2 separate regions of the Homo sapiens genome follow, and region 1 is linked to region 2. A link is an interaction called in ENCODE POLR2A ChIA-PET data of the cell type or tissue named here. Cell type or tissue: IMR-90. All regions are shown on one strand. Links, peaks and the distances in the headings refer to the core of each region. The heading gives the core; the rest is flanking DNA. Region 1 has its middle 120 kb from the start of C11orf87. Region 2 overlaps DDX10 (DEAD-box helicase 10).

Evidence for each region. ChIA-PET counts read pairs that join two places held together with the same protein. Peaks named below come from ENCODE experiments on the same cell type or tissue, not always from the same donor. Only the 100,000 strongest peaks of a DNase experiment are listed, where the experiment ranks them.
Region 1: POLR2A ChIA-PET joins it to region 2 with 5 read pairs; 2 of 35 experiments call an interaction of 5 or more read pairs at or near these places.

Annotation. Positions count from the first base shown.
Region 1 is chr11:109,534,508-109,545,666 of GRCh38, reverse strand. No RefSeq gene overlaps it. Among named protein-coding and RNA genes, the nearest start is that of C11orf87, 120 kb to the right of the region's middle. In IMR-90, for the core only: no CTCF peak of the experiment used is centred there; no DNase peak of the experiment used is centred there.
Region 2 is chr11:108,687,197-108,698,355 of GRCh38, reverse strand. It overlaps DDX10 (DEAD-box helicase 10), which reads right to left. Exons shown (of 18, transcript NM_004398.4): 7 at 9,294-9,420; 8 at 6,318-6,480; 9 at 4,756-4,840. It also overlaps the pseudogene RPS2P39. Among named protein-coding and RNA genes, the nearest start is that of DDX10, 28 kb to the right of the region's middle. In IMR-90, for the core only: no CTCF peak of the experiment used is centred there; a DNase peak (open chromatin) is centred at 4,285; H3K27ac peaks cover 232 bases.

The DNA.
Region 1 (11,159 bases), core at 2,594-6,593, 850 kb before region 2:
GGTTCTTCCATTTCTAGGTTATTTATTCTGCTCCATTGATCCACATGTCTATTCTGCCAGTACTACATAGTCTTGATTAATGTATGTACAGCAAGTTTTGAAATAGGATACAGTGACTCCTCCCACTTTATTCTTCTTTTTAAAAATTGTTTTAGTTACTATATTTCCTTTGGCTCTCCATTTAAATGTTAAAAGAACATTTTCTATATCTACAAAAAAAGCCTTGCTGGGATTTTGGTAGGACAGCTATCAAATCTATATATCACTTTGGGAAGAATTGACATATTTATACTATTCTGAGCCTTTAAATCCATGAGCACAGTATGTCTTTCCATATCCTTAGATTTTATTTAATTTCTTTCATTAGTGTTTTGTTTTCTTCAACATACAAATTCTATACATATTGTGTTAGTTTTATACCTAAGTATTTATGTCTTTCTTCTTTACTTCTTGATTGTTAAGTAGGGTTGCATTTTTAATTTTGTTGTCCATCTGTTCATTGCTACCACATAGAAATGCAACTAATTTTTGTGTATTTATCTGCATTTTCTGACCTTTGAAACTGCCCAACAAGTTCATCTTACCCACTACCCAGATAGAGCCTATTTATCAAGACAAGGAAATTGCAATAGAGAAAGGGTTTAATACGCACAGAGCTGACTAAATGGGAGGCCGGAGGTTTTTTCTTTTTCTATTTTTTTTTTTTTTTTTTGAGACGGATTCTGGCACTGTTGCCTGGGCTGGAGTACAATGGCATGATCTCGGCTCACTGCAACCTCCACCTCCTGGGTTCAAGCGATTCTCCTGCCTCAGCCTCCTGAGTAGCTGGGATTACAGGCATTCACCACCATGCCTGGCTAATTTTTTGTATTTTTAGTAGAGATAGGGTTTCACTATGTTGGCCAGGCTGGTCTTGAACTCCTGACTTTGTGATCTGCCCACCTCGGCCTCCCAAAGGGCTGGGATTACAGGCGTGAGCCACCACACCCGGCCAAGTTTCATTATTGCTTACATCATCTTCCCTGAAAGTTCAGAGGCTAGAGTTTTTTAAAGAGAGTTTGCTGGGCATGGGGCCAGGGAATGCTGATTGGTTGGATCAAGAATGAACTCACAGAAAGTTGAAATTGTCCTCCTGCGCAGAGTCAGCTCTTGGGTGGGGATCACAAGATCAGATGAGCCAGTTTACTGGTCTGTGTGGCATCAGATAATCCATCAGAATGCAGGTTCTGAAAAATACCTCAAACACCAATCTTGGGTTTTACAATTGTAATGGTATTCATAGGAGCAATTAGAGAGGTTAGGAATCTTTTGGCCTCTAGTTGCATGACTCCTGAGCCGTAATTTCTTTCTTTTTTTTAAATTACCCTTTAAGTTCTAGGGTACATGTGTACAACATGCAGGTTTGTTACATATGTATACATGTGCCATGTTGGTGTGCTGCACCCATTAACTTGTCATTTACATTAGGTATATCTCCTAATGCTTTCCCTCCCCCCTCCCCCCATCCCATAACAGGCCCCAGAGTGTGATATTCCCCTTCCTGTGTCCATGTGTTCTCATTGTTCAATACCCACCTATGAGCGAGAACATGTGGTGTTTGGTTTTTTGTCCTTGCGATAGTTTACTGAGAATGATGATTTCCAATTTCATCCATGTCCCTACAAAGGACATGAACTCATCATTTTTTATGGCTGCATAGTATTCCGTGGTGTATATGTGCCATATTTCCTTAATTCAGTCTATCGTTGATGGACATTTGGGTTGGTTCCAAGTCTTTGCTATTGTGAATAGTGCCGCAATAAACATACGTGTGCATGTGTCTTTATAACAGCATGATTTATATTCCTTTGGGTATATACCTAGTAATGGGATGGCTGGGTCAAATGGTATTTCTAGTTCTGGATCCCTGAGGAATTGCCACACTGACTTCCACAATGGTTGAACTAGTTTACAGTCCCACCAACAGTGTAAAAGTGTTCCTATTTCTCCACAACCTCTCCAGCACCTGTTGTTTCCTGACTTTTTAATGATTGCCATTCTAACTGGTGTGAGATGGTATCTCATTGTGGTTTTGATTTGCATTTCTCTGGCTAGTGATGATGAGCATTTTTTCATGTGTCTCTTGGCTGTATAAATGTCTTCTTTTGAGAAGTGTCTGTTCATATCCTTTGCCCACTTGTTGATGGGGTTGTTTGTTTTTTTTCTTATAAATTTGTTTGAGTTCTTTGTAGATTCTGGATATTAGCCCTTTGTCAGATGGGTAGATTGCAAAAATTTTCTCCCATTCTGTGGGTTGCCTGTTCACTCTGATGGTAGTTTCTTTTGCTGTGCAGAAGCTCTTTAGTTTAATTAGATCCCATTTGTCAATTTTGGCTTTTGTTGTCTTTGCCTTTGGTGTTTTACACATGAAGTCCTTGCCCATGCTTATGTCCTGAATGGTATTGCCTAGGTTTTCTTCTAGGGTTTTTATGGTTTTAGGTCGAACATGTAAGTTTTTAATCCATCTTGAATTAATGTTTGTGTAAGGTGTAAGGAAGGGATCCAGTTTCAGCTTTCTACATATGTCTAGCCAGTTTTCCTAGCACCATTTATTAAATAGGGAATCCTTTCCCCATTTCTTGTTTTTGTCAGGTTTGTCAAAGATCAGATGGTTGTAGATGTGTTGTATTATTTCTGAGGGCTCTGTTCTGCTCCATTGATCTATATCTCTGTTTTGGTACCAGTACCATGCTGTTTTGGTTACTGTAGCCTTGTAGCATAGTTTGAAGTCAGGTAGCTTGATACCTCTAGCTTTGTTCTTTTGGCTTAGGATTGTCTTGGCAATGTGGGCTCTTTTTTGGTTCCATGTGAACTTTAAAGTAGTTTTTTCCAATTCTGTGAAGAAAGTCATTGGTAGCTTGATGGGGATAGCATTGAATCTATAAATTACCTTGGGCAGTATGGCCATTTCCATGATGTTGATTCTTCCTATCCATGAGCATGGAATGTTCTTCCATTTGTTTGTATCCTCTTTTATTTCATTGAGCAGTGGTTTGTAGTTCTCCTTGAAGAGGTCCTTCACATCCCTTGTAAGTTGGATTCCTAGGTATTTTATTCTCTTTGAAGCAACTGTGAATGGGAGTTCATTCATGATTTGGCTCTCTGTTTGTCTGTTATTGATGTATATGAATGCTTGTGATGTTTGCACATTGATTTTGTATCCTGAGACTTTGCTGAAGTTGCTTATCAGCTTAAGGAGATTTTGGGCTGAGATGATGGGGTTTTCTAAATATACAGTCATGTCATCTGTAAACAGGGACAATTTGACTTCCTCTTTTCTTAACTGAATACTCTTTATTTCTTTCTCCTGCCTGATTGCCCAGGCCAAAACTTCCAACACTATGTTGAATAGGAGTGGTGAGAGAGGGCATCCCTGTCTTATGCCAAGTTTCAAAGGGAATGCTTCCAGTTTTTGCCCATTCAGTATGATGTTGGCTGTGGGTTTGTCATAAATAGCTCTTATTATATTGAGATACGTCCCATCAATACCTAATTTATTGAATTTTTAGCATGAAGGGCTATTGAATTTTGTCAAAGGACTTTTCTGCATCTATTGAGATAATCATGTGGTTTTTGTCTTTGGTTCTGTTTATATGTTGAATTACATTTATTGATTTGCATATGTTGAACAAGCCTCACATCCCAGGGATGAAGCCGACTTGATCATGGCGGATAAGCTTTTTGATGTGCTTCTGGATTCGGTTTGCCAGTATCTTATTGAGGATTTTTGCATCGATGTTCATCAGGGATATTGGTCTAAAATTCTCTTTTTTTGTTTATCTGCCAGGCTTTGGTATCAGGATGATGCTGGCCTCATAAAATGAGTTAGGGAGGATTCCCTCTTTTTCTATTGATTGGAATAGTTTCAGAAGGAATGGTACCAGTTCCTCCTTGTACCTCTGATAGAATTAGGCTGTGAATCCGTCTGGTCCTGGACTTTTTTTGGTTGGTAGGCTATTAATTATTGCCTCAATTTCAGATCCTGTTATTGGTCTATTCAGGGATTCAACTTCTTCCTGGTTTAGTCTTGGGAGGGTGTATGTGTCCAGGAATTTATCCATTTCTTCTAGATTTTCTAGTTTATTTGTGTAGAGATGTTTATAGTATTCTCTGATGGTAGTTTGTATTTCTGTGGGATCAGTGGTGATATCCCCTTTATCATTTTTTATTGTGTCTATTTGATTCTTCTCACTTTTCTTCTTTATTAGTCTTGCTAGCGATCTATCTTGTTGATCTTTTCAAGAAACCAGCTCCTGGATTTACTGATTTTTTGAAGGGTTTTTTGTGTCTCTATCTCCTTCAGTTCTGCTCTGATCTTAGTTATTTCTTGCCTTCTGCTAGCTTTTGAATGTGTTTGCTCTTGCTTTTCTAGTTCTTTTAATTGTGATGTTAGGGTGTCAATTTTGGATCTTTCCTGCTTTTTCTTGTGGGCATTTAGTGCTAAAAATTTCCCTCTACACACTGCTTTAAATGTGTCCCGGAGATTCTGGTATGTTGTGTCTTTGTTCTCGGTGGTTTCAAAGAACATCTTTATTTCTGCCCTCATGTCATTATGTACCCAGTAGTCATTCAGGAGCAGGTTGTTCAGTTTCCATGTAGTTGAGTGGTTTTCAGTGAGTTTCTTAATCCTGAGTTCTAGTTTGATTGCACTGTGGTCTGAGAGACAGTTTGTTATAATTTCTTTTCTTTTACATTTGCTGAAGAGAGCTTTACTTCCAACTATGTGGCCAATTTTGGAATAAGTTTGATGTGGTGCTGAGAAGAATGTATATTCTGTTGATTTGGGGTGGAGAGTTCTGTAGATGTCTATTAGGTCTGCTTGCTGCAGAGCTAAGTTCAATTCCTGGATATTCTTGTTAACTTTCTGTCTTGTTAATCTGTCTAATGTTGACAGTGGGGTGTTAAAGTCTCCCATTATTATTGTGTGGGAGTCTAAGTCTCCTGAGCCATAATTTCTAATCTTATGGCTAACTTGTTAGTTTTACGAAGGAAGTCTGGTCCCTAAGCAAGGAGGGGATTTGTCTGTGGAGGGGCTATTATTATCTTTTTTCAAAGTTAAAGTATAAACTGAATTCCTCCTAAAGTTAGTTCAGCCTATCCCCAGGAATGAACAAGAGAAGCTTAGAGGTTAAAGGCAAGATGGAGTCAGTTAAGTCAGATTTCTTTCATGGTCATAATTTTCCTATGTCAGATTTTTCTCACTGTCATAATTTGTCCAGAGGTAGTTTCACCTTGCTGAATTTATTTGTAGTTCTAGGAATTGTTTTGTAGATTATTTGGAACTTTGTACATAGACAAATACAAAAGACTGTGACCAACAACAACAAAAAAAGGAGCAAGATGGCTGAATAGAAGCCTGAATAGAAGCCTGCAGTGATTGGAGCAAATTGGACAGGAACACGAAATTGGACAGCTATCCACACACACAAAAAAATCTTCATAAGAAGCAAAAATCAGATGAGCGATCACATTATCTGGTTTTAACATTGTATTAAGAAAAGAGGCACTGAAGAGAGTGGAAAAGAGAGTCTTTAATTGCTGACATCACCACGCCCCCATGCCCTGGCAGTGGCCACATGGTATGGAGGGCCACTGTGTATCTGTGTGCTTAGGGGAGGGAGAGTGCAGTGGGACTTGCACTGGAAGTCAGTGCTGCGCTGTCATAGCAGAAAGAACCACAGGGCAGAACTCATGTGGTGCATATGGTGGGAGCATTTAGGCCAGCCCTAGCTAGAGCCTTTAGGTCCAGTTCTCAGTCACCATGAGATAAAGTGCCCTGGAATCCTAAATAAACCCACTGCCTTGAAGGGAGGGACCCAGTCTTGGCAGGATCTATTACCTACTCACTAAAGAGCCCTTGGGCCTTAAATGAACATCAGCAGTACTGAGGCAGTACTCACACCCTGGGTCTTGGGGGAGACACAGGGCCTTGCTGGCTTCAGGTGTGACCAAGCACATTCCCAGCTTTAGTGGTCATGGGGAGAGACTCCTGCTTGAGGAAAAGAGAGGAAAGAATAAAGGGGACTTTGTCTTGCAGTGTGGACACCAGCTTGGCCGCCTTGAGTTAGAGCACCAGGTGGGCTCCTGGATTCCCCAGTTCTAGGCCTTGGCTTCTGGATGGCATTTCTGGACCCAATCTGGGCCAGAGGGAAACCCACTGCCATGAAGGGAGAGATACAGGCCTGGCAGCATTCACCACAAGCTGACTGAAGAGCCCTTGGGCCTTGAGTAGCCAAGTAGTACTTAACTGTGGGCCTGGAGCTGTGGTGGCTGTGGGAAGAGACTTCTTCTGCATAAGGAAAGGAGAGGGAAGAGTGGAAAGGACTTTGTCTTATGGCTTGGGTGCGAGCTGTCTCAGTAGAATAGAGCACACCAAGTAGATTCCTAAGATTCCCCACTCCAGGCCCTAGCTCGCATGCAGCATTTCTGGACCTCCCCTGGACCGAGGAGGAGCTTGCCACCCTGAAAGGAAGGACACAAGCCTGGCTAGATTCATGACCTGCTGACTGAAAAGCCCTTGGTCCTTCAGTAAACATCAGTGGTAATCAGGCAGTGCTCACTGCAGGCCTTGGATGCGACCCAGTGATGTACTTCAGGTCTGACTGAGCACGGTCACAGTTGTGGGGGCTACAGAGGTGCTTGTGTCACCTCTTCTGCTGCTCCAGGCAGTTCAGCACAGAGATACTCTATTTGTTTGGGAGAAAGTTAGGGAAGAGAACAAGAATACTCTTTTGGATAATACAGGGAATTCTCCCAGATCACACCCAAGATCAATCAAGGTGGTAACTCTACAAGCCTTCAAGAGTCACGGTGCTGCTGGGCGTGGGTGTCCCCTACTGCACATATGGCTTCAGTGACCAAAGATTTAAATCACAACACTCAATTCCCTTTGAGTACTTGGAAATCCTTCCCAAGAAGGATGGGTACAAACAAGCCCAGACTGAAAACTACAATAAATACCTAAGGATTCAATGCCAAGACATCAAATAATATCCACAAGCATACAGGAAAATATGACCTTATCAAACAAACTAAGGTACCAGTAACTAATCTTAGAGTGACAGAGATTTGTGACCTTTCAGACAGAGAATTCAAAATAGTTGTTTTGAGAAAGTCCAACAAAATTCAAGATAACACAGAGGAATTCAGAATCCTGTCAGATAAATTTAACAAAGAGATTAAAATAATTAAAAAGAATCCAGGAGAAATTCTAGAGCTGAGAAATTCAATTGACATATTAAAGAATGCATCAGAGCCTCTCAAGGGCACAATTGATCAAGCAGAAAAAAGAACTAGCAAGTTTGAAGATAGGCTATCTGAAAATACACAGTCAGAGGAGACAAAAGAAAAAAGAAGAACGAGGCATGCCTACAGGGTCTAGAATATAGCCTCAAAAGGGCAATTCTAAGAGTTATTGGCCCTAAAGGGGAGCTAGAAAGAAAAGTTGTGGTAGAAAGTTAATTCAAAGGGGTAAAAACAGAGAACTTCCCAAACCTAGAGAAAGATATAATGAGTACAGAAAGAACACCAAGCAGATTTAACCAAAATAAGACTACCTCAAGACACTTAATACTCAAACTCCCAAAGGTCAAGGATAAAGAAGGGATCCTAAAACATCAAAAGGAGCTCCAATAGGTCTGGCACCACACTTTCCAGTGGAAATCTTTACAGATCAGGAGAGAATGGCATTACATATTAAACATGCTGAAGGGGCTGGGTGCGGTAGCTCATGCCTGTAATCCAGCACTTTGGGAGGCTGAGGCGGGTGGATCATGAGGTCACGAGTTCGAGACCAGCCTGGGCAATATGGTGAAACCTCCTCTCCACCAAAAAAATACAAAAATTAGCTGGGCATGGTGGTGCACACCTGTAATCCCAGCTACTCAGGAGGCTGAGGCAGGAGGATTGCTCAACCCGGCAGGTGGAGGTTGCAGTGAGCCGAGTTCACATCACTGCACTCCAGTCTGGGCGACAGAGTAAGTCTCCATCTCAGAAAACAAAACAAAACAAAAAGTGCTGAAGGAAAAAACTTTTACCCTAGAATAGTATATCCAGCAAAAATATCCTTCAAACATGAAGGTGAAATAAATACTTTCCCAGAAAAGCAAAAGCTGAAGGATTTCATCAACACCAGACCTACGCTACAGCAAAAGTCATATATGACAGATACATAGCTAGTATCTTATTGAATGGGGAAAAATGAAACGCCTTTCCTCTAAGATCTGGAACAAGACAAGGCTGTATGTCCACTTCCACCGCTATTATTCAACATGGTACTGGAAGTCCTATCTACAGCAATCAGACGAGAAAAAAAATAAATGGTACCCAAAATGGAATGGAAGAAGTTAAATTAGCCTTGTTTGCAGATGATATGATCTTATATTTGGAAAAAACTGAAGATTCCACCAAAAAATTATTAGAACTAATAAATTCAGTAAAACTATAAGATACAAAACCAACATACCAAAATCTGCCGCATATCCATATGCCAACAGTGAACAATCTGAAAAAGAAATCAAGAAATTCCATTTATAGTAGCTACAAATAAAATATCTATGAATAAACTTAACCATAAAAGTGAGAGATCTCTATATAATAAACACTATGGAACATTGATGAAAGAAATTGAAGAGGACAGAAAGAAAGGGAAAGATATTTCATGTTCATGGATTGAAAGCATCAATGCTGTTAAAAGTGTGCATACTACCCAAAGTGGTCTACAGATTCAATACAATCCCCATCAAAATACCAATGACATTTTTCACAGAAATAGGAAAAATATTTCTAAAATTTGTATGAAATCACAAAATACTCAGAACAGCCAAAGCTATCCTGAGCAAAAAGAATGAGGAATTACCTGACTTTAAATTACGCTATGGAGTTACAGTAACCAAAACAGCATAGCACTGGCATAAAAACAGACATATAGACCAATGGAATACAATAAATAACCCAGAAATGAATCCATACAACTACAGTGAACTCATTTTTGAGAAAAGTGTCAAAAACCTACAATGAGGAAAGAACAGTCTCTTCAATAAATGGTTCTGGGAAAACTGAAAATTAATACGCAGAAGAATAAGACTAGATTCCTATCCCTTACCATAAAAAAAAATGAAAATAGATTCAAGGCTGAAATCTAAGATCTCAAACTATGAAATAACCAAATAAAGCATTGGGGAAACTCTCCAGGACACTGGATGGGCAAAGATTTTTTGAGTAATATCCCACAAGTACAGGCAACCAAAACAAAAGTGGACAAATAGGGTCACATCAAGTTTAAAAGCTTCAAAAAGTCAACAAAGTAAATAACCCACAGAATGGGAGGAAATATTTCCAAACTACCCTTCTGACAAGGGATTAATAACCAGAATGTACAAGGAGCTCAAACAACTCTATGGGAAAAAAATTTTTTTTTTTATTATACTTTAAGTTCTAGGGTACATGTGCACAATGTGCAGGTTTGTTACATATGTATACCTGTGCCATGTTGGTGTGTTGCACCCATTAACTCATCATTTACATTAGGTATATCTCCTAATGCTATCCCTCCCCACTCCCCCGACCCCACAACAGACTCCGGTGTGTGACGTTCCCCTTCCTGTGTCCAAGTGTTCTCATTGTTTAATTCTATGGGGAAAAAATTAATTATTTGATCAACAATGGGCAAAAGATTTTAATATTATTCCAAAGAAGACACAAAATGGCAAACAGAAATATGAAAAGGTATTCAACATCGTTGATCATCGGAGAAATGCAAATCAAAACTATAGTGAGATATCATCTCACCACAGTTAAACTGGCTTTTATCCAAAAGACAGGCAATAACAAATGCTGGTGAGAGTGTGGAGAAAAGGGAACCCTTGTATGCTATTGTTAGGAGTGTAAATTAGTACATTCACTATGAAGGACAGTTTGGAGATTCCTCAACAAACTAAAAATAGAGCCACCATATTATCCAGCAATCTCACTGCTAGGTATATACCCAAAAGAAAGGAAATTTGTATATCACAAAGATAGCACTTCACTGTGGCATTATTCACAATAACCAAGATTAGGATGCAATCTAAGTGTCTATCAACAGATGAATGGGTTTAAAAAAATGTGGTACATAGACACAATGGAGTACATTATAGACTTTGCCCAGAGAACAGAAAAGTCTAAGGAACTCAACATTTCTCAATGGTTTGTTTTAATATCCTATTCTTTTCCAATTCAGCACCAAGGTTATCTCCCTGGATATAGAGAATTCCTTATAACAAAGTGGGGTATGATATGGTTTGGCTCTGTGTCTCCACCCAAACCTCATCTTGAATTGTAATCCCCAGGTGTCCAGGGAGGGACCTGGTGGGAGGTGACTGGATCATGGGGATGGTTTTCCCCATGCTGCTCCCATGACAGTGAGTGAGTTCTCATGAGAGCTGATGGTTTTAAAAGTGTTTGGCAGTTCTCGCTTCACTCTTCTCTCTCTCCTGACACCATGTAAGATGTGCCTTGCTTCCCCTTCACCTTCTGCCATGATTGAAAGTTTTCTGAGGCCTCCTCAGCCATGCAAAACTGTGAGTCAATTAAACCTCTTTCCTTTATAAATTACCCAGTCTCGGGTAGTGTCTTTATAGCAGTTTGAAAATGGACTAATACAGTGTGTCATGTCATTAAAATAGCAAATTCCAAGCATATTCATTTATGGAAAATAAAAATGTCCAATAAGGCTCTGAGGTTAGGCATTAAAATAAATATTAAGATGGTGATGCTATTTAATGAAATGAGGAATATAGAAAAAGGAGACATCTGGGAGATTGGTTGATAAGTTTAGGATACATTCAGAGGAAAATTTAAAAACAGATCTCTAATGGGGATTTAAATCAGGGGGTCTTAGGCTTTGTTGCCTACTTCAGCAGTCACTAGCCACATAGCTATTTAAATTTAAGTTTAAATTAAACAAATACAACTAAAAATTTAGTTCAGTATACAGCCACATTTCAAATACTCAGTAGCTACAGGTGGCTAGTGGCTACTGTATTGCACAGTGCAAAAAAAAAAAAAAAAAAAAAACTTCCATCATTATAGAAATTTCTATTTGAACCAGAAAGTCCTACTGGTCTAGAGCTCAGGAGATA
Region 2 (11,159 bases), core at 2,371-6,370:
TTTTCACTAACAAAGATTGCTCCTATCTTATATCTAAGGTACACATGGTAAGCCTTGGAAAGTTAATGCTCATGAAAACTGTCTTTTTACTTTTATTATTTCAATTCACAAACCAATTAAAGACACTATTAAAAAATTCTCATTAGCTATTCCATAAAGTACCAGTATTCTCCCACAACCAGCCATGAACTCTTCAGAAGTTATTACAGATTTTAACTAGTGGCCATCTTCCTCTTTTCTAAGATCTAAGCTGCTGCCAGTGAGTGTGCAATGCTAAGGTTTGGCCTCTGCTGTCCCCTAGTGGAATCACATTCTGCTCCTTATGTTACAGAATTTCTGAGCGCCACAAAATGTAGCCAGGCACATAAGGCTAAATTAGAATATTGCTGAAATTATTTTATCTTCTACTATTCTGGGGGAAAAAAATAGTTATATATAAATGCCCATCTTCTACCCACAACCCTCCCCTACCCTCCCCAAATAAAAACATTTTTTAAAGTTGAGAATATCTGATGTCTATTTTCCATTCCCAAATATTTTCTACTTTCAACTGGACATTTTTATAAAAACTGGAAGAGCTTGGTTTTGTACCAAAAGAACTATAAGCCCTAAAGAGAATTGCTTTTTAAAGTGACAGAATGTATCACAGGATAGAGCATTATAAAACTATATTCATATACCTGGCCTCACTTATCTCTAAAGGAGATCATTTTGTTAAAAGGGGTGTGCTGGTTAAGGAAAATACAGGGAAATTTCTCAACTGCTATAGATCAAAAGGAATTTAGAAAGGTAAAATTAATTAATACAGAATTAGGTACTTCAAGACAAAAGTACCCAAATCACTTTTTTAGCTAAAATATGGAAAGAAAAAAAGATTCCCCAAATCTTAGCTATTTTGCTAATGAATTTGTTTTCCTATATCGATATATTATAGTTCAATTGCAAAAGCAAACACTATCTGGCAACTTGGTCTTAATTACAGCCAAATACACAGGATTTTAATTAGATTCTAATTTTAATTTAGCCTTTATTCAATTCAATTATTCAGTCTCATGGCCCACAAAACTTTCTAATTATCTTTAAGCCCATTATTGGCAAGTTTTAAACTGCCAGAAAAAAAAAAAAAAAAAAGCATTATATATGCTAAACCTTTCCACATACTATACATCTAAAATAGTCAAGTAAAAATACTTTTAATTGGTTACAAAAGGTCAAACAGGCTTGTGCTTTAAAAGTTAACGACCATACTAAAAATTACATTAAAACATTTTTTTCAGATTAGTATTCTCTCTCTTCAGACACAATAATGTGATGTTGTTCTAACTCCTCTTCATCTCCTCAGTCATTAAGACCCAATTTAATGTTCACCACGGCATGTTCAACTACATAAAATTTTCAACAACTTCTCTAGGAACCAAGAACCTTGAAATATTCCCCCCTCTAGAATCTTTTCCTGATTTATATTGACATGTCCAATAATCTTCATATAGGGAGAATTTTACTGCTAAATGTATTCTATTTATGAATCAGTCTGCCCTGTCCCCATCAATACCACTGGCACATCTAAAAAGAATGTAATACATATGAAAATAATCACATTAAAGAATACACTATATTAAAGATATCGAAAAGGAAAAGAAAAAATAAAAATAAAAAGCGCCTACACCCCTGGCCCAATGCACTTGTGAGATACCATATCCAACCCTGCCTATCCAGAGGCCCACAGGAGCACAGAATGCAGATATGTGCACAGGTACATGTAAAAATTTACACAACTACACATTTACTGAGGAGAATAACAGTGGAGAAGGTCATTCCACCAACCACCACTGATGACTTTCCAAAATACTCACTATGAATGACAATCAAAACAGGTACTCGCCGGGCACTGTGGCTCACACCTGTAATCCCAACACTTTGGGAGGCTGAGGCGGGCGGATCACTTGAGGTCAGGAGTTCAAAACCAACCTGGCCAACATGGTGAAACGCCATCTCTACTAAAAATACAAAAATTAGGCAGGTGTGGTGGCACGCGCCTATAGTCCCAGCTACTTGGGAGGCTGAGGCAGGAGAATCACTTGAACCCGGGAGGCGGAGGTTGCAGTGAGCTGAGATTGTGCCACTGCACTCCAGCCTGGGTGACAGAGCGACACTCTGTCTCAAAAAAAACAAAACAGAACAAAACAAAAACCATGTACTCAATACATTAAAGACCAATGAGGCACCATCTACCCCCTCATAAAAATGGAGAACAGGCAACTATTCTACCCATGTCCCATTTTAGTTAGTTCCAAGAAGAAAGAAAGTTCTAAAAACAAGTTTGTCTAAATGTACAGTATCATATACAAAACCTAATCCTAACTGCATTGCTTGTTTAAAACTACATCATTAATTGCAATTAAAAGACTTATTTTTGAACCCACTAATTCATAAATCCTATTTTTAAATAGTCTTTCATTATTATACTGTTCTCTCCCTTCTTTCATGCTGGTCAAAAGAAGCACATTTAATTTGAGTGCATTTTTATTATAAACCACGTTTAAAGATGGCCCACAGGATAAACATGAATCAATCAAAAAAAACAAAAAAAAAAAACACTTAAACACTCATACATTCAAACATCTTATGAAAATTAAATAGAATTTTAAGAAGATCTATTTCTTGCTAGGCTATAAAAAGACATAAAAACCTTCACTTCAGCTGAAACAAAAAGTGACCACATAAAAACAAAAACAAAAAAATTTTCTTCAAAGCTACCCAAAAAATATAAATGTATAGAAATCTAAAAGAACTAAACGCCAAGGGGACTTCCTAGGTAAGCAAGGGATAGCGTACACTTTCATACTTGGGGCCACTTGCTGAAGTGGACACAGGGCAGGTGGTAAAGCAAGCCTGCCAAACAGGACAGTCTGTGCTCGGGCCTAAAGATCCTCACATCCCTGGGAAAGTTTTGAGAAGAGTTTGTGGCATGAAATTGGAAGCAACCATTGGTCCAGTTAGACCAATCCTGGAATCCATATGATAAATACCCAATCATCCAGTTTTGATGAGAAAGAAAACAGAGCAAAAATGTAAAACTGAATAAATAGTCCATCTGTGGCTAACCATAATCATAATCTAAAGATCATAATAAATTCCAATTCTTAAACACTACAAACATCAGCAAGACAAATGTACATTGAAACTTTATTCAGCTCTCTATTTTCTTAAGATCCATTTCTGGATGTGGAATTACTAAGACAAAAACAAGAACTGTAAGGTTGTTAATAAGTATTACCATATGCTATCCAGAAAAATGTTAACCATTTACAATTCCACCAAGAATGTATACCTCCCAGCTTTGCTGCTACAGCTTAACAGCAATGACAGATTGTGTAATCCTTTTTGATTCATTCATATACCTTTCTATGCCACTTAATTCCAAATGACTGACTTTACTATGGTTTTTTTTTATTTGTTTTGTTTTGTTGTTTTTGAGACAGAGCATCACTCTGTCGCCCAGGCTGGAATGCAGTGGTGCGATCTCGGCTCACTGCAACCTCCGCCTCCCGGGTTCACGTGATTCTCCTGCCTCAGCCTCCCAAGGAGCTGAGACTACAGGCGCACACCACCACTCCTGGCTGATTTTTTTGTATTTGTAGTAGAGACAGGGTTTCACCATGTTGCTCAGGCTGGTCTTGAACTCCTGACCTCGTGATCCGCCCACCTCGGCCTCCCAAAGGGCTGGGATTACAGGCATGAGCCACCATGCCCAGCCTACTACATTCTTTTCTAGACAGTTCCTCATACCTCTTGAGCAAACATAGGATACTTTTGGGAGGAAGTGGGGAGTATAGGAAGAAGGAGAGATAGGGAGTGGTCTTCAGCAATGTCTCTGTTTCCTGAACTAGGAAGAAAGGAAAAAGAGATATCTATGATTCCAAATCACTTAGCCTCTTATTAGCCTATACTTTAGAAGGTAAGAGCACAAGATCTAGACTAGATAAGCCAGACTGCCTGGGTTCAAATCCTGGCTCTGTGGATCTTTGAACAAATTGTTTAACTGCTCAAAGATTCAGTTTCCTCACCTGAAAATAGGGATTTAATAATACAGTAAGTAGTCCCCCCTCTATCTGTGGTTTCGCTTTCTGTGGTTTCAGTTACCCCCAGTCAACCAAGGCCCAAAAAATATTAAATATATTAAATGGAAAATTCCAGAAATAAACAATTCATAAGTTTTAAATTGCTCACCCTTCTGAGTAGCCTGATAAAATGTCACACCATCCCACTGTGTCCTGCCCACAATGTGAATCATCCCTTTGTCCAGCATATGCACGCTTAAGACCCCACCCACTTGTTACTTAGCTGTCTCAGTTACTAGACTGAAAAAACATAGCATATATTGGGTTTGGTACTGAGATTTCAGGCATCCACTGGGACCTTGGAACATAACCCCTGAGGATAAGTGAGGACTACTGCAGTCCTAGACCTAACTGACAGGTCATTAGGATTCAATGAGATGACTTTCAATGAGCAGTTTTGCTGAAAAGTAAAGTACAAGAAAGTTTAAACAAACTAAAATAAGATTTTTATGGATTTTTTGCAGCACTAATCAAGTCTTAGCCATAATGATTTACAGTAGCTGTCAACTCACACCACAAAATGCCAAACCAGCACTCACTTACCTGATTCCTTTCTTCGTTTATCTGCAGTTGGAAAAGCATGCTTTGTTATTTAGATAGTAGCAAAAGAAAAGAAATTAGTCAGTACACCTACCTGGCAGTTCTACCTGCTCTGTGAATATATGTGTTGGCATCCTCAGGACAATCAAACTGAAGAACCCAATTCACGGCCGGGAAATCTACAGAGAAGGGATGTGAAGTTAAGAAACTGGTTGCAAGATCTGCCCTGCTGCACTATTTTTATCTTAAAATATTGCTTGCCAGGACTTTTCATCACATCAAACTGATGGATATCATCTATGAACTCTATTAAAAATAAAATTAATTGCATGAACCAAGAGATAGTAAACATTTCTCTTGACAAAATGAACTAAAATTAATGACTGTTTGAATATGAAGATTACTTCGTATCTGACACGGAAGAGACAGATTGCTTTGTGTCGGACAAACAGTGAAATACCCTAATATTTAATAACCCGAAAGCACCACTTCTAATGGGGACATGGACAAAGCTGGAAACCATCATTCTCAGCAAACCAACGGGAACAGAAACCCAAACACTGCATGTTCTCACTCATAAGTGGGAGTTGAAGAGTGGACACAGGGAGAGGAACATCACACACTGGGGCCTGTCTGGAGGTGGGGGACTAGGGGAGGGATAGCATTAGGAGAAATACCTAATGTAGATGACGGGTTGATGGATGCAGCAAACCACCATGGCACATGTATACCTATGTAACAAACCTGCACAATCTGTACATGTACCCCAGAACTTAAAGCATAATAAAAAATTAAGTAAAATAAAAACTAGTCAGGCATGGCGCATGCCTGTAGTCCCAGCTGCTGGGGAAGCTGAGGTGGGAGTATCACTTGAGCCTGGTAGATCGAGGCTGTAGTGAGCTATGATCATGCTACTGTACTCCAGCCTATACTAATAAATATGGCATCTGAGATATGCTTTAGAGTACTCCAAGAGGGACAGGGGGAGGATTATGAAAAAGATAATTGTTAAAGCTGGGTATATGAGGGTAGATTAAACATATTCAGCTTTTGTTTATGCTTCAAATTTGCTGTAATTAACAATACAATAAAATTAAGTGACTGAAGGATTCAAATTATCACCTATTTATTCTCACCCTTTGTTCCTAAGTCTAGTTTTCCTCTCTAGTTACGTCCATCCCCGTCCCATTCCCACAAAGCCAGGAGTTGTATAATCAACAAAGCAGGTTTTGAAAATAAATTTAACTACGCTAAATGTAGTTATTTATCAGATAAAAATTAGAATGATGAAAACATGGACTTCACTGATTTTTCTTGTTAAATGAGTTCAGTATCTATAAACAAGTTTCCAATTTTCAAAGAAATGGGAATTGTTTTCATATCTTTAAACTTTTAACCCCCTTTGATTTTGTAGGTTCCTCAGGATTCTATGGTGTGATTATCATGAAATAGTAAAAAAGATGCAAATACTGTGGAAATTTTCACTGATACATCCTTAATGTTAGTCAACTGCTACCAATTTACTACTTACTTTTCTCTTACAAAATAAGAAAAGAAACCCAAGTGTTTGAGTCTATCAGATTTCCCAAAATATACTTTATAAGCAAATTACATTTCACACAATCACAGAAATTTCATGATAGGAAGTTTTCTTACCCAGACCCCTGGCTGCAATATCAGTAGCAAAGAGTACTGCAGCTCTCTTACGGACAAACTCATTATAGACTTCCATTCTTCTCATTTGCTGCTGTCGACCATGGAGTGCAAGGATAGAAACACCAGGACGTAGCCGGCAAAACACTCGGTACAGATACTGGACCTGGGGCATCAACAGAAGAATAAGTTTGCTTATGGCAGATGGCAGCAATAAAGCTTTTCTCTTATCAACGTATCCCACAGAGTCTCAACAGCAGAGCAATGTGATACCCAATTCCAACCAAGTAAAAAAAGTAAAGAAACTCTTATTTAATCACAAGCAATTTAATTTCCTTCCCTCCTTTAATTCACATTTCTATTTCCTAACGTCACAGAATTGCATCTTAAGTTTGAAGCTTGAAAGCCTTTTATTGATGTTATCATAACTCATTTTCTACAAAAGAAAAAACTTATTTTAATTTCCTGTGGCCATAGGCTGACTGAACTTTCCTCTCAGACTCAGCAATTATTAAAATAATTAGTAATACAGAACTGATCAAACCAAGAAATATGTTGGGATTTGATTTAAAAAACTGTTAGACATAAATAAAAACATTGTAAATATATCTCAATGTGTGGGACTATATAGAGCTAATTGTTCTGGTTCTCTTTTTGTACCCATAAATGGATACTATGGATTACTAGACTGAAAAGAGTTCAGCATTATTTTATTTTCTCTAATATGGGGGTTAAAATCTGTTCACATAAATAAAACAAACTCAAAGGAAGTTTAATTCTGAGCTCCTATAAAATAGGCCAAAAGTCATAATGGATTATTCCAAATAATTTTTGGTGATCCAGTCGCTCAATTAAAGAGAAAGACCCCATTAAAGTCTCTCTTCAATTTTGCTGACAGTAAAGAATGGGAAACCAAGTGAATTGCTTGTTACCCAATCACTAGCCATTCACTTTCTCAAATGCAATTTGCTACTGCCAGGGAGGTTCTGATTCTGGGACAATATATCAGGCAAGTATCAGAGATAGCTGGACTTAGGCCTTTCTTTCGTAAAGATGTAAAAACAGCTTCTCCAAGAAAACATCAAATGGCAGATGATGCTGGTGCAGCGGAAGGGTCCACGGGACAAGGAATTGGAAACCACAGAGGCTTCGATGGAGGCTTCAGCAATAGCACCTGCAACCAAGGCCACTGAGGCAAAGCCAAGGGGTGGATGCCAGTCACAAAGCTGTGCTGCTTGGTGAAGGACATGAAGACCAAGTCCCTGGAGGAGATCTATCTCTTCTCCTGCCCATCAAGGAGTCTGAGGTCCTTGACATTTTCCTGGGGGCATCTCTCAAGAATGAGGTTTCAAAGATTACATGGCGCAAAAGTGGCCCACACTGGCCAACGCACTGGATTCAAGGCATGTTGCCACTGGGGACTACAATGGCCACACTGATACGGGTATCAGGTGCTCCAAGGAGGTAGCCACTGCCATTTGAGGAGCCATTATCCTGGCCAAGCTCTCCATTGTCCTTGTGCCAAGAGGCTACTTGGGGAACAAGATCGGCAAGCTCACCAGCCCTTGCAGGGTGACAGACCCTCTCTGTGCTGGTGAGACTTATCCCCACCTCAGGAGGCACTGGTATCATCTCAGCCCCATGCCCAAGAAGCTGCTGCTGATGGTGGGTATTGACAATTGCTATACCTCGACCAAGAGGCTGCATTGCCACCCTGGGCAACTATGCCAAGGCCACCTTTGATGCCATCTCCTACTCTAAAGAGTAGAAACTTTAAACAGAACTTTAAATAGAACTTTCAGAATCATTTCCTAGCACCTAGATGCCAAAACCAACTAACTCTTCTTTAGGAGATGTGAAGTTTATTGTTTTGTTGTTGGCTACTGCTCAGGATACACTTCCAAGTTGCCTTGAGGAATGCTCCCAGGAGACTGGAAGCTTTGAAAATCTAAAATCGGTCCTTGAAAAACTGAAGTCTTTTTTTTTTTTTTAAAGACAGGGTGTCGCCATCTTGCCCAAGCTGGTCTTAAACTTCTAGACTCAAGCAATCCTCCTACCTCAGCCTCTTAAAGTGCTGGGATTACAGGCGTGAGCCACCGCACCAAGGCTGAAGTCATTCTTTACATGGTAAAATAAGGTTCAGTAGACAACAGCATCAGATCACCACTTAACTTCCCATAAGCTAGAGAGAAACCCATCTACATATTTATCATGGAAAGTTATTGCAAAAGCTGTAAATCTAGAATTGATCTACTACATTCCCTATTAAGTCATTGGGAATCTGAAATATAGTACAGGAGAAGAGGCACACGCACGCACACATGCACAAAGACCGTAGTCCCTTCTCCTTAAGAGAGGAGACAAAGTTCTCTTAGACATCTCTGAAATCCTTATTCTTTATTCCTAGCACAGGGCTAGTGTTCAAGAAGTGTTTATTAACTAAGATATAAACAAAACACTTCAGAAGGTTAGGGGAGGGAACAACTGATTCTTTAAAAAGGGAGTGTCAGAAAGGGACTTTCAGGCATAACATTTGAACTTAGCCTCAAAGTAAGTATTTCCCCAGATTTAGATGAAGAGATGCAGGGAGGGCATTCCAGACAGATCAGCATAAACAAAGATATACGGCATGGAAATAAATGGTATATTCATTCCCATATTCTTGGAGGGTAAGGGAGGTATCAGATTATAAAGACCTCTGCTTAGCTTGGATAACAATTATTCATTCTACTAATATTTATTGAGGACTACATTTCCAGTATTGTTAGCACTTAACATAATACCTAAGAAAAGACACAGTTTCTGTCCTTGTGGAGTTGAAAGTCTCAGCCACGGATTCCTTTGCAACAAGGACACGAAAGATCCCTCACCACACCTAGCACTGTACTTCTCGTACAATATAATAATTTGTCTAATTGATTTGCCATTTCAAAAGGGACATTCAACATACGTTCAGAAAGCAAAATAAACAGCCAATACCTCTTTGCAACTGGAAAAAAATACAATGCTCTTCTTCTTCAGATGGCTTCTCAAAAAGGAATACAGCACACTTATTTTTTGCTGCAGCTCACAGACTATGTAGTTCTGTTCCAAAGTGGCAGGGGTGCTTGTGGAATTACGGAAAAGAAAAACATTAGAATATGTCATGTAAGTAACTGAAATCCAGACCAAAAAAGGAAACAAGTTTTAATAGTGGCACATCTCTCAAGCAAATTTCCTACACACATACACCAAAAAAAGAATTTTTCTCTATTGTCCCTTAGGAAACAAATTCAACACATTACTTTAAAACACATTCAAAATCCCTTGTAAATCAATGTCAAACAAAGCATGACAAGAACAGTGATTACCTCTAAAAATGCAGGGTCAAGGATTAACTAAGAAGAGGTGTAAGAGAACTTGCTGGGCTGATTAGTATTCCACATCTCATTAGGGCTTTAGATTACTGAGATATACACATTCATCAAATTCAACTGTATACTTACAATTTTCATATTTCATGGTACACAAATTTTATGCCAAAAGAAAAAAAATCTGTTCAAATATTAAACTCTCAGTAATACGTGTGCTGAAGTATTTGGAGAGAATACAGATATCTGCAATTTACCCTGAAATCCATCAAAAATAAAATGGGTTAATATAGAAGGGATGGATGAAAGCAAGTAAATGGATGCTACCATTAGATAGTATCTAGGTGTTTGGTATAAGGTATTTATGGTAGAAGTCTTTCAATGTACCATATGTTTGAAATTTCATTATAAAATGTTGGAGAAAAATATACATGCATTTACTCTTTGAATTAATAAACCTACTTTATTCCAACATTACTCTGGTTTTAAACACACACATATACACACACACAAATATATGGCATTATTTATGAAGCAAAAAATGATGAAAATCAACCCAAATGTCCATCAGTAGGGACTTGCAGTATGAACAATTACACAGCCACATACATTAATTATTATGCAACTGTAAAAAAGGAATGAAGATTCTATCCATATATTGCTGAGGAGTGATGTCTAGGACACACTGTTAAGGAAAGAGGTAAGGGGCAGAATAGTACAGATAGTTTGGTACTATTTATCAGGGGGCTATACATTATATATCCATATACATGCCCACCCATGTGTGTCTGTGTTTACAGTGAAAGAAAAAAGGAGGAGGGACAGACAAACCAAAAACTACAAGTCAACTGGTTTTAGATATGACTAAGTTATGATCCACAAAGGGAAGAATTGATAAGCTGGACTTCATTAAAATTAAATGTTTCTGATCTGTGAAACACACTATCAAAAGAATTAGAAGATAAGCCACGGAATGGAGAAAAATATTTGCAAAAAACATCTGATAAAGGACTGTTCTCCAAAATATACAAACAACTCTTAAAATTCAACAATAAGAACAGAAACACCCAATTTTAAAAGGGGGAAGGAGGCCAAAAATCTTAACAGACACCTCTCCAAAGAGGATATGTAGATAAAAAAAATAACCATATGAAAAGATGCTACACCAGCCTGGGCAACATGGTGAAACCCCATCTCTACAAAAAAATACAAAAGTTAGCTGGGCATGGTGGCATGTGCCTATAGTCCCAGCTACCTGGGAGGCTGAAGCAGGAGCATCAATTCAGGCTAGGGAGTTCGAGGCTGCAGTGAGCCATGATCATGCTACACTGCACTCTAGCCTGGGTGACAGAGTAAGACCTTGTCTCAAAAAAATAAAAAACAATTTAAAGATGATCCATATCATATGTCAACAGGCAAAAGTTAATTAAAATAACGATATGTCACTTCACACTTATTAGATGGCCAAAATCCAGAACAGTGACGACACCAAACG